Linked DNA regions of Homo sapiens: regions 1 and 3 are each linked to region 2. A link is a contact called in ENCODE Hi-C or POLR2A ChIA-PET data. All regions are on one chromosome and are shown on one strand. Each heading gives the region's core, a stretch centred on a gene start or an enhancer-like site at or near the end of the contact. The rest is flanking DNA. Distances are from core to core; before and after follow the strand shown.

The links. Hi-C counts contacts between places; a loop is a spot of excess contacts on that map. ChIA-PET counts read pairs that join two places held with the same protein, here RNA polymerase II (POLR2A). Pooled maps may share reads with other maps.
Region 1: a loop to region 2 is called in a pooled map, with 11 times the contacts of the local background. The contact joins the promoter of FBXO8 here to the promoter of DCTD in region 2. A Hi-C loop is called at or near these places in 2 of 50 pooled maps.
Region 3: a loop to region 2 is called in a pooled map, with 34 times the contacts of the local background. The contact joins the promoter of FRG1-DT here to the promoter of DCTD in region 2. A Hi-C loop is called at or near these places in 2 of 37 single-sample maps with no recorded cell type and 10 of 50 pooled maps. POLR2A ChIA-PET finds 5 or more read pairs at or near these places in 1 of 52 experiments (activated B cell).

What each region holds. Positions count from the first base shown.
Region 1 is chr4:174,282,111-174,285,243 of GRCh38, forward strand. It overlaps FBXO8 (F-box protein 8), which reads right to left and starts at 1,557. Exons shown (of 6, transcript NM_012180.3): 1 at 1,300-1,557. CEP44 (centrosomal protein 44) reads left to right here and starts at 1,801. Exons shown (of 12, transcript NM_001040157.3): 1 at 1,801-1,833. RefSeq lists an enhancer at 1,752-2,001 and a silencer at 1,766-2,033.
Region 2 is chr4:182,915,968-182,919,306 of GRCh38, forward strand. DCTD (dCMP deaminase) reads right to left here and starts at 1,419. Exons shown (of 6, transcript NM_001921.3): 1 at 1,344-1,419. RefSeq lists a silencer at 1,051-1,760 and an enhancer at 3,334-3,339.
Region 3 is chr4:189,939,425-189,942,674 of GRCh38, forward strand. FRG1-DT (FRG1 divergent transcript) reads right to left here and starts at 1,309. Exons shown (of 4, transcript NR_149039.1): 1 at 235-1,309. It overlaps FRG1 (FSHD region gene 1), which reads left to right and starts at 1,448. Exons shown (of 9, transcript NM_004477.3): 1 at 1,448-1,647. The coding sequence starts at 1,586. RefSeq lists an enhancer at 1,754-2,253.

The DNA.
Region 1 (3,133 bases), core at 307-2,806, 8.6 Mb before region 2:
AATTCAATGTTTTTATATTGTAAAATGAGGAAGATATCTTTTAACCTAGCAACAGTAAACACACAAAACATTCCCCATTAAAGTGACCATATGTAATAAATTATGATCAATGTTTTGGCTTATCTAGAAGTTACTATAATATTTTGTGGATGGAAGTAATTGATCCAAGGGCCCCAAGTAATATTAGTTAATTTGCTGTAACTTATTATTAAATGAAGTTACGCTGCACCCTAATTCCTGATGTACAGAAACTGATAATATTTGTTGTTTTAAGCTGGGGTAAATTTGGGGGTAATTTGTTACCCAGCAATAGACAACTAATGAAGTACCTCATCAGACATATTGTCAGGTTAATTGGCTAAAGATGAATTTCTGACCCAATATGAAAAAAATAATAAAACTTATGCATTCTTTATTCTGAAACCTACTCTGTTTCACATATCATTTTCGTGAAGGGTAGAGTTGAGAAGTGTGTAGAGCTCCTACCTCAGAAATACATTACTTCAAACATTAAAAGAAGGAAGAGGAAAGCTGAAATAGAAAACATAAATTGTCTTCACTTTACCGTAATAAAAATCATGATATATTCATTTGTGGATATACACCTAGGAGCCTTGAAAATGAATATTTTACTTGTAAAACAAGTAGAATCAATTATTTTATTAGTAAATTCATACAGAACCTAAAAATAAAACTAAAAAAATTAAATGACTGAGGATTGGGATCCATTTATGTGATTTTGCCAAATAAATATTGAGAACCTTCTACGTAAGAGATTAGAACCCAGTCGCTGAGAAACAAATAAAAGACAAGTTTGACAAGTTTTATAACCCAAGTTTGACTACTGTAGCAGCTAGCAATCCATCGTGATCTTAACTATACTTGTGTTTGCATTCATATTACTGGAAAGTGGTAAAGAACCAAAAACTGTCTAGGAACCAAAATAACACTCGACCCGAAAACCAACACTTGGACCTGAAGAAAGTAACCCTTGTCATTTCTCAGGTTTATTTCACAATGACGCTGGGTTACTACTTGGAGTCCTAAACCGAACTACACCCCAATGGCCTAGAAACAGAAGGAACACACCCAGTTCCGCCTCCTGACAGTGATTCCTCACTTTAATGAGCCACCACTACTGTCACTCAAGATGCTTCGCACTGTCATTGGTCGCAAACTCTTGCTGGTCGGCCAGTTTCGGCCAACTGGCAAGCACTGGTTGTCTTTATTTTCGAGAAAAGTGAAGGTGAACAGGGAAAAGAGACAAGAGATCTAAAATATCTAGGTTGACTCCTGTACCTGAGCGACCTGCGATCTCCACCGCCGCCGCGACGAATTGGCCTCTGGGCGGGGACTTTTAGCCAAAAGGAAAATGGCTCAGCCGGGAACTGGTGCCCAGGCCATGGAGAAGCTGATTCAAACTTTACTTGTCCACACCGGTAGAGGTGACCGCGATGAGAATACCAGAAACAGCACTACGACCCTCAGAACTCAGGGTACCTCCAGCTGCAGGGGCCAGAACTGCCGACTATCCCAATTTTGACGTTTCCTATTGTTGCCGGAAGTGACGTTAGGCTCCGACTCTTAACGGAGACGCATTTTTATTTCTGTTGTTTACGATTCGCTATAGATTCCTTGTTTCTCACTTCGTAGCACGAGCCACTCTGACCATCAAGATCAGAAAAACTTCTCAGCTGCAAGTTAGAAGTGGACTGGCCATTGAGGAGGCTCTCAGCGGAGTCGCTCTTCACAGGAGTCTTGAACGCGGTGTGGAATCGGCAGCGAGGAATCCTGGAGCACAGAGAAGCTCCCAGCTTTGAAGGTCTTGCGGTGGTGCGTGGCGGGCAGGAACCCACAATTCCAAATACAAACGGTCGGCGCGAGAAGCGCTTCTGGGCGCAGGCGCCTGGCTGTAGCGACTGGTTGCGGGAGGCTGGACTCTGGTGACTGTGTATGGTTGCATATGCTCCGTTTTCCTCTCCCTGTCGTGCTGGGCCTTTGAAACCGGCTTCTTTGCTGGTGGCTGCTTGGTGAGCCCCGAGGAGACGGCAAGGCTGCGCCTGGTATTGGGCGGAGGTCGCCTCTCTCCGCCGTCCTTACAGAGACCCCGGGCGGAGACGAATGACCAGATCCGCCTTTTCATTCTTTTAAATCAAATGGCGGGAGGGGAGCCTTGCTTATATACCCAACTAGTATATGCTTTTAGTCACAACGAAGTGGGAAGTATCGTGGTAGCTCATCCTATCAGAATTAGGTTGTGACTTAGGGTTGGAAAGTTATAGGCTTACTGATTCCTATTGGATCCTCTGGGGTGAGGATACAAACGGCTCCTGACTATAAGGAAGACAGGACAGCAGTTCGTGTTTTCCTTGTTGGCATTTCCCCAGCTTTTCAAATATTTCTCCACCTTTATTGAAGGCTACAGATTTTTCCCTCACTGTAACAAGTTAATCTTGAAGTTGTTATTCTCTTTTACTCTGGAATTATGGCCATGCTAGACTGTTTTTTTCCCGAATTATCTGCAGACCTTTTAATTTTATGTGTGAACACAGCAGTCCCGTTGAACTCTTTACTTGTCCCTTACTCCTCCCCACTCCCGCCCAGCTTTCTCGATGCTTTGCCTTTCTCAGACCTTTCTCCTATCTCTTAGAGAAGTATTTCCCTAATATCTTTTGCAGTTTCATAAACTGTTTTTCTCATCTTTACTTTTTTGTTTTTGATACGTGTTTTTAGATAATATCGAGCATTATGTGCTATGTCACAAACTCTTAGCCATTGACTGTTATTAGAGTCAGTGTAGTTGCTTCATTCTAAACAAAAATCACTCTGGTCCAGTGACATTCTATTGGGAGGCATTGTTTTAATGACCTCTAACAGCAATGAGATTGAGCGATGTTGAAAATCCTAAACTGCTAGAGTACACTATTTTCACAACCTCTCCCACAAGTTCAATTGCGCAGATCTGACTTGTAGACAAGGAAGGAAGCTAGAAAGGAATATTGAGAGCTTCTTTATTATTGAATCTATGCTGCAAGCTGAGTGGTATCTCCTTTTTTCCTTAGTTTGCCTTTGATCAGTGCTATAAGTTGAAAATGTTAAATTTTTAAAAGTATTTTTCATTAATGAAAGTAAG
Region 2 (3,339 bases), core at 169-2,668:
AAAGTTTATACACATCATGTCACTCAAGCCTTACTCCTAGCTAAGGTAGACAGTGCCATCCCATCTTACACAGACTCAGAGAACTTAGGTAACTTAACCTAAACCACACAGGATTATCATCCATGCCAGACGGATTCAAAGAAAACATCTGAAGCCTTCCCAACTCTGATATTAACCAGATAATTTTTCCCTTCCCTTTCTCCTCAATAATCCAGATGGGACAGAAGTTATCAACTCCGAGTAATGAATTACATGAGAAGAAACTATGAAAAACGTCAAGTGCTACTCCTAAAGCAAGGTTTTTGGAACGTAGTTTACCAGGGGCAAGCAGAGACTGTCTACGGCAGGGAGAGCCCACGAAGGGGGTCCTAGGACTTCAGGGGAGTGGTCGCTTTCAAAAGGAATGAAACAAGGGCAAGGAAGGAAGACAACACAAAAACGGGGTGGGTACCACGGAGAAATCTTGAGAAAGGCGAGGAATGTGGTCTAAAGGAAGGCAAGCATCTCCCAAAACTTCTGCTTCAGGCTCCACACTTTATTTAGGCATCTGCTACAGTGCAGGGCGGCAGTGCCTAAGACAAGGATGCAGTGGAGAGTGGGTGCTGGGAACCACGGTCACCCACTGATTACGCTGCCCCACATCTGAGAGGCCTGGCAACCCCCCTAACAGGAAAAGACAGGTGCTGAATCAGCCTGGTTTCCCACCTGGCTTTAGGGCCAGCATCCATCATCGCTGTGGGGTGCTGGAGAAGTACCTACTAAATAGGAGGGAGGGGGAGCCATGGGGGGCGAGGGAAGAGCAGGAGAGGGAAGGGTCCTGTTAATCCCCTGGGCGCCTTCTCCTGGTGTGGCTGAACGCCCACTAGAGCCCTGTGAGGACTGAGGCCCAGCTGTAGAAACAGAGAGAACTGGAGCTCGAATACAACGATTCAGGAAGACACATCCGGTCACCGTCCCAGGCACACCCCACGCCGCTCGCAACCCCGTCAGCTCTGATCCAGGGCCTACACCCGGCATTCCCAACCCACACACGGGCGCAGGAAGGGATGTGGTGTTCAGACGCCCAGCACCACCTCCCGGGGCACTCCAAGGGGCCCGGCCTCGCACAGGCCGCGGCGCCCGCCGAGAAATCGACCCTGGAGTGACTGCGGGGACCCCGAGCGCCCCCACCCCGCCCGCATTCTCCGATCTAAAGGCTGAGCGCGGCCGAGGCGCCCCCAGCGTCCGCGGCCCCAGGCCCCCGCCCGGCAGCCAGCGCCCCGCGCCACGCGCTCGGGACGGTGCCACGCGGCGGTGGCTAGGGGCGCGCGGGCCGCGTACCCGCACGGCTGGCCCCCGCCCACCATCCGGTGCCGGCTCCGCGCGCAGGCCGGTGCTCGTCCCCGCCGCCGCCGTGCTCAGGGAAGGAAGTCGGGGGAGGAGGCGGGGCCGCCGCGGGGCCGGAAGGGGGCAGCGGCCCGGGCGCCGCGCGTTCGCAGGACGGCGGCTGGCCCCGGGGGCCCGAAGCCCTGAGGGGAGGGAGGGAGGGACGGCGGGGGCGGGTCGCACGCCGCAAAGGCGCTGCTCCGCGTCGCCGTACGCCTCCCGGTCCCCGTGACGCAGCCCGCGGTCCGGCCGGCGGTGTTCAGAGCCCGAGCACAAACTACTTCCCGGGTGCCAGACCGCCCCGAGGTCGCCCCGCTGCCCGGGTCACGCGTGGCGCTGGGTGGCCGCGAGTTGGGCGCTCCCGGGCCTGACTGCACGACCGTCGGGGGCTGCTTGGTTTGGTGGTGGTGGCGGTGGTGAGGTTTTCCCCACCATCCGTGTTCCATCAACTGCTTAGAGACACGGCTATGGAGATTGTGATTAAAAGACGACCCCAAGAATCTAGTGCCGTGAAACTGGCGGGGCGGGAGGTGGGGAGACCTGGTTTGGGTCTCTGGAGTGAGCCCGCTGTGTCGCAGCGTCCCCGTGGGGACCCTTGGCCGGTGGCTGGGTCACAGTTTCACACACTGGATGGGGCAGGGAACTGGGTCCGGCGGGGGCGCTGTGCCTCGAGGCTCAGTGCCTCGAAGCTAGATTTGCATTTGGCTGCGCCTGACAGGCTTTCAGTTTCTGCTCAAATTGTGCGGAAGGGCCTGAGGTGTTTGCTAAAGCCTGCCGCGCCCTGCTCGACCCGTATCACCGCACAGGCACCCCACCTGCATGTTACCTCCTGGTAATGCTCGCCCACTTATATAGTGCACATTTTGTTGCAGTTGTTTCAAAGATGAGAAAAACAGGGCAATAGGAAAGACCATCAGTGACATTTCTGGAGTCGTATGCCCCAAGCAACTTAATCTGGTTTTCATGAACTTCGTTACCCTGTGCAGACGTCTAGCCCCTTACAGTGGTTCTAGCACAGAGAATGACAGAAGAACCCCTTTCTGTTTCATTCATGGGACTTGAGGGGACTGTCAGCACTCCATAAATAACAGCTACTGTAATAATCGCCAGTTCTGATCTGCACATCCCAGATTTGAACTGCTATTCCAAACAAAAGCTTGTTAACTATATTAATTTAGCCTAACGGAGGAAGAATGATGAGAGTAAACAGTTGGTTCTATCTAATTTCTCACTACAGCAGACACATCATTCTTCATCTCATGGTCCAGCTTGTAGATTCAATAATTAAATTATGTACTGCTCTTGGTGGATGCCGGGAAAGCAAAAGGGAGAAATACTTCATCGTTAACTATAGATTTTTTTTTTTTTTTTTTTGCCTTGATAAGACTCAGGCTTGAAAGAGCCACATAGATTAAGATGATGATTTTTAATTTCAAGTTGACTTTACATGGCTGTCTTGTTGCCGCTAAAATGTGTCATATATCCCGAGCCCCTGGTTTCCCTCCTCCTCCCAAATCCACCGCTTGGTCTTTGTCACACTCATCTACAGTCTTTGGGTCTTCATAGATCCATTTCTCTTCTTACCAACCTACAACCCATACATCACCAATTGCTGCTGCTCCTTCAACCACAACATCATTAAGCTTTCTTCCTTCCTCTGCTCGGTAAAGACTGTCATACATAATTTAGTTACTTCTCATCACTCTCCATTTTGGTCAACTCACACACTCCCCTCTGCCATAAATTCAAGCTCCTGCTTGCTGAAAACACATTACCCTGAATGTTCCCGCATTTCACTGAAAGTCCCTCATCTTAAAGATGACATCATTCATAATACAGGAAACCCTCCTGGTTCAGAGTTTCACAACTTGAGGTTTCAAATATTGTACACCAATAGTGAAGCCACGCGGCCAAAGGGGGGAGAAATATATTCCTTGGTATGTCTTTCTCATTAACACCTTGTAACTCCAAGTG
Region 3 (3,250 bases), core at 59-2,558, 7.0 Mb after region 2:
CATATTGTACGACTTTGTTCTTGACCTTCTGATCTCTCCACATTCATTCCTTCAGAGCATGTATCCATTTTCTTGGTGTCAGGCTTCCTGACTATCTGATTATTACCATCATATAACGATGTTGGTGATGAGCATAGCTAACATATCCTAGGCATTTTCCATGTAGGTTATAATAAGCACCCTATATAACTCGTACCATTTAATTCTTCAACCCTAAATGATACTATTACTAACCACATTGTATGAGACGAGGAAACAGATTTTCATCAAAACCCTGGAAAGCCAACGTGAGGAGCCCCTGTGTGTCTCCTTTGTTAATGACTCCGGGCATCATGGCATGTGGATTGCCATGGAATGGGGATTAGGAAGCGCAGCACTGTGAAAACACCAGAAAATACGTTGATAGCGGTAAGGACGCTCATCTCTGCACATTGTGACGGTTTTGTTTCTGAGTCAGGTTTGAGATGAGCCAATCCTGACTCCATGGTGCCACCAGGGATCACGAATTTAATAAGATCTTCGTGGATGCTTGGAACCCAACTGGTCTCGGTTTTCTACTTTAGGGAAAGAGCCACAGCTTGAGTGGGGTGGTTTTGGTGTCACATACGCGATTAATAACACCCACCGCTGCAGAGGAATCACCGTGGACTACTCCTCCTTTCATCCCATGCTCTTGCGATGGATCCCTCTCACCTGTTTACTGATTTCATTCAAATTCTTCAGCGACCACAGGACCCCGACTTGCCTTCTCTATCCTGGTTCCCTCACTCTGCTTTACAGGCCTGGCCTGCTCGCTGCTCCTCACACCAGCGCTGCACGGCTCCCTCCACGCCTCCGCCCTGTTTCCTCCATCAGACAGGACTAGCTTCCTCCATCTCTGTCGGGCAAATGCCTGCCCAGCCTTCAAGACCCTCCTCAGATGCCGCCTCCACGATTAGGCTTCTTTCAGACCCCTGAGCCTGTAACACGGGCTACCATAACTCTCCACCTCAGCCCACATTCCCACAGCACTCGCGACGTCCGCGACCCTCAACATGGCGCTTCATTCTCTTTTAGGGTATTTCCTGCTTGTTTCCTGCACACACAGTCGCGCGAGGCGCAGTCCTGAGTGACCCACGCACGAGTGGCCCGCGCTTCCAGCCGCGCCGCCGCAGGCCAGCGAGGGCAGCCTGAGCCGCTTCCCGCCCCGGCGAGGACCGTCGCCAGCCCGCTGCTCTAGCAGGAGGCGGTTCCACAGCGCACCCGGCAGCCCAGCCACCGTCAGCACCGCGCCTCGGGCGGGCTTTTCTCCCTTCCGGGAGGCGCGAATCCTCAGGGGCTCCTTGAGAGGGCGCCAGGGAGCAGCTGCGCGCGGATGCCTTTTGGCCCTCTGCGGCCGCCGTAGCTCCCCGGCAGAAACCCGGAAGTGGAACTCTGAGCCATTCAGCGTTTGGGTGAAGACGGAGGCGGGTTCTACAGAGACGTAGGCTGTCAGGGAGTGTTTATTTCGCGTCCGCTTCTGTTTCTCCGCGCCCCTGTGCTGCCCCGACTCACATACTCGTCCAGAACCGGCCTCAGCCTCTCCGCGCAGAAGTTTCCCGGAGCCATGGCCGAGTACTCCTACGTGAAGTCTACCAAGCTCGTGCTCAAGGGAACCAAGACGAAGAGGTGGGTCCTGCAGCTTGGGCGGGAGCCTCCTCCGTTCTTTTCGGACGCACTCCACCCCCGCAACTCCGGTGGAAGCCGTGGCGCGGAGAGCCGGCTTTGTGGCCTCCCAGGCTTCGCCCTGGCCCCTGTCCGGGCTGGACGGAGGCCGGGCCGCGGTTCCCGGCGTCTGTGCAGAGAGGGGCAGCCTCCCGCGCGGACGACCCTGGAAACAGGATAGACGGGCAGGTGACCCGTGACCCCGTACCCACGAGTTTGGGTCCCCTGAGGCATCTCTCCAGGCCTCTGCCTGGGGGGTCTGCATTAGTCTGATCTCGTAGTTCATGATAATTTCCTTTATTAGGGATTATTATTTTCTCCATTGTCTCTTTTCTTTCTAGAAAACTTATTAATTTTTTCTAATCTAATATGTACAGTGAAACCAGGATGAATCACACAGTGGTTGAGGTGTATATGGGCTTTAGGGATATGGGCTCGAACCTGCACTCTTGTCATTTACTAGTTTTGTAATTTGTGGCAAATTGGTTAATATGTCTGAACTTCCATTTACTCATTAAGAGATCAAATATCTGAACCTCCGTTTACACATTTATACTTTCAGACGTTTTTTATACTTTTAGAAGACTGTGAGGATTAAATGAGAGAACATATATGCAGAAAATAAATTGAGCCAAATGTGAGGAGGAGGTCGTAATGGTAATTTATTAGCTTTTTAGGAAAAAATACCTGTGCACTCATATCCCCGCTTCTTTTTTAACTGGCAGATTTGCCCGAGGTACATACAAATGTCGAGTATTTCCTCCTGGTCTCCGTGATAAACAGAGGTTTTGATATTTTTAGGCGAGATAGAAAGTATCAAGGAGTGAGTTGAAGCCACTGGCCTTGAGAACCCTCTCGAGGAGTCTGGCCTCATGAAGATGCCAGAATAAATGGCAGGTTTATCCTGAATGAATGTGAGATTTTTACTCTGTGAATTTCCTGGGAGGAGAGGAGAGTTATCTTCTGAAAACTTTATAATGAAAATGCAGACACGGGTGTCTTAAGATCATCGTAATAATCATAATTAATGCTCATATAGCACTGTCAATGTGCCAAGAAATTGTTGTAGGCACTTTGCACATTAACTTTTTTTCAAATCACTCTTGGTTTTTTATTTTTTTATTGAGATATAATTCATAATTATAAAATTCACCCTTTTGTACAGTCAGGGGTTTTTAGTATATATTCAAGAGGTTCACCACTGTCTAGTTGCTCAGCATTTTCATCATCTCAGAAGGAAATCTCCCCCTACCCATTAAAGCAGTCACATCCCATCCTCCCCCTCTCCTAGTCCTTGGCAACCACTAATCCGCTCTCTATGTGAAATCGCCTATTCTGAATATTTCCTAAGAAATCATGCAACATGTGGCCTTTTGTATCTGGCTCCTTTCACTTATAACATTATTGAGGTTCATCATTGTTGTAGCGCCTGTTCCTTTTTATGGCTGCATAGTATTCCATTGTATGGATGTATCATTTTGTTCATCCATTCATCAACTGATGAACATTTGGGTTGTTTCCCCTTTTTGGCTATTGTGACTAATGCTAGTGTGAATATTCTTATGTA